Linked DNA regions of Homo sapiens: region 2 is linked to region 1. The links are chromatin contacts, found by Hi-C or POLR2A ChIA-PET in ENCODE. All regions are on one chromosome and are shown on one strand. The core of a region is the stretch at or near the end of the contact, and the rest is flanking DNA. Distances in the headings are between cores, read along the strand shown.

The links. A loop is a pair of places that touch in the nucleus more often than their neighbours do. ChIA-PET counts read pairs that join two places held with the same protein, here RNA polymerase II (POLR2A). Pooled maps may share reads with other maps.
Region 2: a map of PC-3 shows a loop between it and region 1 (4-fold over the local background). The contact joins the enhancer-like site here to the promoter of TLN2 in region 1. A Hi-C loop is called at or near these places in 25 of 168 maps with a recorded cell type or tissue (IMR-90, PC-3, Right ventricle myocardium inferior and 12 more) and 19 of 50 pooled maps. POLR2A ChIA-PET finds 5 or more read pairs at or near these places in 4 of 52 experiments (H1, IMR-90, MCF 10A and 1 more).

The regions. Positions count from the first base shown.
Region 1 is chr15:62,388,959-62,392,150 of GRCh38, reverse strand. It overlaps TLN2 (talin 2), which reads right to left and starts at 1,601. Exons shown (of 59, transcript NM_015059.3): 1 at 1,466-1,601. RefSeq lists enhancers at 579-1,193, 2,112-2,181 and silencers at 1,372-1,701, 1,749-1,945.
Region 2 is chr15:62,454,133-62,457,324 of GRCh38, reverse strand. The region is part of intron 1 of TLN2 (talin 2); the gene reads right to left. Among named protein-coding and RNA genes, the nearest start is that of TLN2, 65 kb to the right of the region's middle. RefSeq lists an enhancer at 2,709-3,192. Within about 2 kb of position 1,709, at least 5 of the 41 ENCODE cell types and tissues checked have a DNase peak (open chromatin) inside an H3K27ac peak, as active enhancers do; they include PC-3, gastrocnemius medialis, heart right ventricle and 1 more, where a contact is called at or near this core.

The DNA of each region.
Region 1 (3,192 bases), core at 352-2,851:
CTCTACGAGCTGCGAGAGCAGAACACGCAGCCGCGGGCGCTACTGCTGTCGCCGCTAAAGCCAAAGAGGCGACTGGAAGCTCAGGCTGTTCGGCGGCCTCGGGGCGACCACAGGCCAGGCCCTGGTCCTGATCCACGAACCAAGGCGCCTCCTCTCCCCCAGGAAGTGAGCTACTGCGCCCCTCGGAGCACCCAGGCGAGCCCGGGCACCGGGAGAACGCTCTACACTCGGCGCCCAGCCCCGGGACGCCGCCCAGCGCACGGCTCCGGCTGAGCACCCGGGCAGCGGTAGCTGCGGGGAAGAGGGGCGTGTTCCCTGAGCCTCGGAGCCCCAAGGCCGGGTCCAGGCGGGACAGAGGAAGGCGGCAAGCCCAGCACGCTGTCCGTGACGGCGGCTCTCGTTCCCAAGCCCCGCCGGCTGGCGTGGCGACGCGCTGTAGTCCGCGCGCCCTTGCGGGGACAGCAGTCGTGCGCGCCTTGTGCGGCCGCCTCCGCGCCTGCCTCGGCGCGCAAACTTTCCCGGCGACAACCGATCAGGCCTCTCCGACTGGGGCGCGGGGCTCTCCCCGGGACCCAGAAACTGCTCGCCCCCTCCCCTCCGCAGTCAAGACCCACTGAAAATATGGCGCCCTCGAAAGTCGTTCCTCGGTCCCCTCAGGGATCCCGAAATACTCGTCTCCAGGTCCCTCCAGCTTCCAATGGGCGCAAAATTTCAGCTCGTGGGACCGAGGAAGGAGAGGGAGCCGCTGAGTCTGTGTGAGGCCAGCCGCACTGGATGCAAAGCCTGGCCCCGCTCTCGGCCCGGCACTGCCCCCGTCGCTCAGCGGCCAGCAGTTCGCCCGTGGCGAGATTGCCAAGTAAAGGGCAGTCGTGGGATCGGCAGGTCTGAGTGTCCGGCACCGGAGAAGGAACTCCGCACTGGCGGGCTGTCTTAGCCCAGAGCCTCGGCGGGAGACTTGTTTGCAAAGTGGCGCTGGAGTCCCGGCGGCCAGTGCTGGAATGAAGCTGCTCCTCCAGCGCCAACTCTTCTGGCGCGGGGGCCCGGCTGGGGTCGAGGGGACACTCTATGCAGGCGGGGCCGCTTTTCAAAGCCCAGTTACCGGAAACCCAGCGAGAGCCCCGGAGGGGACCGGCTGCCCACGGCCAGGAATCCGCTCTCTGGCGCCGACTGCGAGGCTGTTTGCAAACCGCTGCGCCCGGGTCCGGTGCAGTGAAACATACATGTGCAATAGACAGGTGCATTAATTTCATTTTATTTTTATTTTCCTGCAAGAAGCCCTCCTAGACCATCAAATCTGGGAGCTTTACGGGTTTTTCCTGCATTGGCATCACTCACGAGAAGCAAAAGGGAGGAAAAAAAACCCCACATTTTCCTTCTGGAGAGGGGAGGGAAAAGACACGAGAAATTCATGCAACGTGCATGCAGCTGGAGGAAGAGGAAAACCCGAGTGAGCCGTGCGCCTTACCGGGGGATGCATTTACTGTCTCATTGCAGAGCGCCTGCCCGGGAGTGCAGCCCGCGTCCCCCCGCGCGCTGGGCGACCACTCCGCTCCCGCAGCCGCCTCAGCCGCTGCCGCCGCCGCTGGCTCCGGGCGCGGAACAAGAGCCGAGGGCGAGCGCGAGCGCACTGCCCGAGAGCGCTGGGAGGGCAGGAAGCGCGTCATCATTCGGGGACGGCGCGGCGCCGGTCCGGCCGCGGCGCCGCGCGGCACCGGGGTGGGCCGCCACCGAGGCTCAGGCGCCCGTCCTGGGTTTCCTCCCACGCGTGGTGATGCTGAAAGGGTCCGCGAGGGAAGGTGATGCACCGGCCGAGCTGTCACGGGGAAGGGAGGCTCGGGGTGACCCCGGCTTCCCAGAATTGGGGCTCTGCTGTGTAAAGGGGATGACTGCAGGACACAGCGTCTTGTAGGCTGGGGCCCCTAGGTCCGCAGAGTGCCCTCTCGGGACCTCTGGCCCGGTCCTGGGGGAAGCGAGCTGTGGCTAACTGGAGGGCCGTGGTGGGCGGTGGGGTCTTGCTGCGAAGCGGAGGGCCGTGACCCCAGGCGAGCCTGCTCCTTTCAGCACAAGGACCCTGAAACCTTGCTGGTCAGGTGTCACTTAGGTATTTAGAGAACGACTATAGGGATGAGTGGCGGTAGGGGCGTGCTGTGTTGATAAGAAGAAAATAATTCACTCCTGCTTGCCATGCCCTGAATAAAGTCAGTTATATACCTCTTACATTTACAGTCATTATTAGTAAATACTGTAAATACCATGGAACAATGTGAAGGTTATTCAAGGGGGTGAGGAGACAAAACACTATGTACCGTATGGTCCCGTTTTTAAAAACTGTGATTTATGGAGAAAGGCAGAAAAGACTGGATAGATAAACACCAATAAGTCTCTCAGTGATTGGTGGAATTGTGAGTAATTTTACTTTTTTATTTATCTGTAAGGGACACATTAGTAATTTAAAAAAACAAGAATTAGCCATGACCCCTTTACTCCTAGTACTTTGGGAGGCCAAAGCAGGAAGATCTCAAGCCCAAGGAGTTTAAGATCGGCCTGGGCAATATAGCGAGACCTTATCTCTACAAAAAAAATTAAAAATCAGCCGGGTGTGGGGGCGCATGCCTGTAGTCCCAGTTACTGGGGAGAATGGTGGGAGGATCGCTTGAGCCCGGGAGCTCGGGGGCTGCATGAGCGGTGATCCTACCACTGCACTCCAGCCTGGATGACAGAGCGGGACTCTGTCTCAAAAAAGAAAAAAAAAAGGAAAGACGACATTATTTCCATCCCAATACAGAATGGACCAGGAAATAGGTAGCAAATCTATTCAGTTACTCAAATGGAACTGCTGGCAACTTTTTAGTGTTTCTCAGAGAAAGAAACTGCTGTCACCATAAACCGGAGACTGAATTGATTTTGTAAATTGAAATTATTTTGAATAAGTCCGTTGGAACATTGGATAAGGCTGGACATTCTGTGAGAACAATACCCTGTCCTTAACCAGGCTGATGAACCGGACTGTATGTATCATAGCAGCAAAGATAACCTTAGGGTACAACTTTGTAACTTATTGCAGAATATAAACTGTAAAGCTAACAAAGTATACATTATCAATGCACAGTGAGAGAACCAATTACTTGGCAACTTGAGAAAGTCCTAAAAATTGCAGGGCACAATTTCTCATTGTACAGGTAAAGTATTTTT
Region 2 (3,192 bases), core at 460-2,959, 65 kb before region 1:
TTAGTGCCCTGTTAAGAGGAGATGCCAGAGAGCCTGCCTGTGCATGCACGCTCGCACGCTCTCCCTCTCTCGCTCTGTCATGTGAAGATGCAGCCAGAAGGCAGCTGCCTGTAAACCAGGAAGAAGGCCCACACCAGAACCCAATCATGCTAGCACCCTGATCTCAGACTTCCAGCCTCCAGAACCGTGAAAAAATTTCTATTGTTTAAGCCATCCAGTCCACAGCATTTTCCAATAGCAACCTGAGCTAATACCTTCCCCAGGGAGATTCCCCTTGACCAAGGGTAGACAGGGCCACAGGCAAACTAAACAGTGTGTCAAGCATTCACAGGTTGTAAAAAGTAGCTTGTGAGGCACGATGCCCTACTGTCAAATTCTCCCCCACCCTGAATTCCCCCATCCCACAGCTTGGTGGCCTAATGCCAGAATGTCAAGGAGCCCTGAACCGCCCCCCTTTTCTGCCATGGGGCAAGCAGAATGAGACAGAGCCAGGGAGAACCTGTGCAGTGAGACAACGGATGGAAGAGTAAACCCCAGGAAACAGAAATGGCCACACAGCCTTTGTACTTGTAGTCTCAGGGAGATCAGAGCCTCTGAAAACATACTAACTATGTGACAAGCCCTCATTCCCAACCTCAACACTGGGAATCTAAAATTAGCCAGAGAAAGAGTCTACTCAGCTCTGTGTCTCCTACACAGGCCCTGATAAGTGTCACTACCTCCTTTGGCAATAACTTGTCTTGGGAATGCTATAAATACTACCTAAGTCTACCCAATGTGAATTCTGAATACCAAGAATCATTTCAGGGTTTTCAGGCACTGGCTATGTGACAGAGGTGTCAAATTCAAAGTCGCCTGCACAAGACGCACACCCAGGGAACACATAAATCCCTCAGGTCCAGCCCTGCATTTTAAACGGTGGGGAGGACTCACTCAAGAGCACCTCCACCTTCCGTGCGGCTGAGGCTGCAGCTGCTACTGCTGCAGCTCTGAAGAGCCGATGAAACGCTTTTCACCTTTTGTCAAATTGCTAGGAAGTAGGAGGCTGAGAGAGATGAGAAGCTTCAGATTACAGAAAAGGACAAAAAGAAGTCTGGCCTTCTTGGATATTTAGATCTGACTCAGAGCTTTCCAGTGAAGAGGCCCTTGGAAAAGGAAGGCTGGAGAAGCAGCAGGTACTCCCCGGACGATCAGGGCTGTTACTTGTCACTTGTCCCCTTGGGGGCTTGATCCAGTAAGGTTCTTTTTTTTTTTTTTTTAAGAGTCTTACTCTGTCACCCAGCAGGTTAATAGATGTCTGTGGACTGAATTTCAGTTCTTTGGGTTTCTGGGGTTCGCAACTGCAGACTCGTAACCCCCAGGAGCAGGGCTGGCTGCACTGGTCTGCAAAAGCAAAGTGTCAGCCAGACGCCCTGCACCTGGCCAAGATGTAAAGCTCAGGCACAGGGAACAGGTGGCGGCGGTAGAGAAGGGGTACTGGCTCGGAGGACAGGACGCTGGGGAATGGAGATGTGTGTCAGAGTCAAGAGAGATAGCAGAAGGGGACTGGAAAAGGGCCCATCAAGGCATATGGAGTCCCAGAGGCAAAAGGGAGAGAGGGTGTTAGAGGATGATAAGCAGTGACCCGTGACAGGCAGCCCCGAGCAGGGCACCTGGGAACAAACTGTGAGATTTGGCCACCAAAGGGTTGCTGGAGGCCTTCCAGAATGGCACTCTGGCATAGTGGTAACCGCAGAAGTCGATGAGTAGGAACGAGGTGTAGGTTACTCTTTCTAAAAGTCAACAGACAGCTCACAACCGACACTAGGCCAGTGGTTAAAAAAACAAACAAAAACATTGCTCCCCATACATTGCGGTGCCCCAGTCTTTAACCAACCCCTGTGCTATCTGACTCCTACTGCGCTGTACCATCTTTTTGTCTTGGTTTATTCAGTCTCTCCCATCCCGAACACCCTCTCCCACTGGCTTTTTGACATTCTGCAGATTGCTGAAGGCGCGGCTGAAGTGCACCTCCAGGAACCCCTTCCTGAGTTCCCCATCACGTCCCCTCCATCGAGCACCTCTCTCCTCACCTGGAAACTGCAATATTGCTGACCTACACACTCCTGCAGGAAGAGTCGGGGACTCACTGCCTCTGTATCACTCTCAGGAGGCACCACAATCTTTTGCCCACGACAGACCCTCAAAAAGGAGGAGTCCATTGAATACAATGGTTCCCTTTAAAAATAGTTATTTATTTTTCTCCCTCCTTTGCTCAAATTCCTTGTGCTTAGTAACAGACATAACTGCCCACCACAAAACCCCAGTGTTCAGTATTTCACAAGTTTGATTCTGTCAGCCCCCCGGGGGGAGGAAAAGTGAGGAATAAGCTGTGTGGAGGGACCTGGGACTGGGGGAATGATAGTGTCTACCTCTTCTCTCCCCACCTGCCCCGATGTCACAGGGTCAGCAGAAGGGAGGGTCTTGGGAACAATGCTCTGGAAGCCATCCGAAAGAGTTCAGTCCCTGCTAGGCTACTCTGGGCCACTCCTCTAAAGGGCCGAATGAAAGAAGCCAGTGTTCCAGGGTCTAAGGCAAACTAGGAGCTGGATCTATCTGCTCAAAACTAAACCCTCCCTCTTGCCCATGCTCTTGCCCTCTCCCTCACTCCCTGTGTTAAGCTGAAGTCCTATGGAGACAAGCCAGAAGGGGACTCACGGAAGGATGGGGCACAGGGTCCTGTGCTGTACCCCACTTCTTGATACACTTGCTCTAAGGCATCTGCCAGACATCCCACCCCTAATGACCAGACCTACAAATAATCCCATACCCCATGACGGTGCCCCACCTGGCATCCCAAAGTTCTCACAGAGAACCAGCAGCCCTGCAGGAGACGGCTCTCAGGTCCCATTCATCCAAGCCCCAACCAGACCCCTCCAATGGGTCTGGAAGCAAAAGCACTGGGCATTAAAATGTCAGGGCCTGGCCTCCCTGGTGTGTGGGGCAGCAGTTGAAGCCTATTCTTGGGGTCCCGAAGTGCCCCCTCACCTCTTCCTTCCCTTTCTGCCTCCTGCCCACACAAACATTTGCTGGAGGACTGCTCTATAAACTGACATCAGTGGAAAAGAAACATCCGGAGTACAATCAGAGTTGAGTCATTAAACATCACAGAATCCCTTAGGGGAAGAAAAAGGCCAAAATGAGCCACTAAAT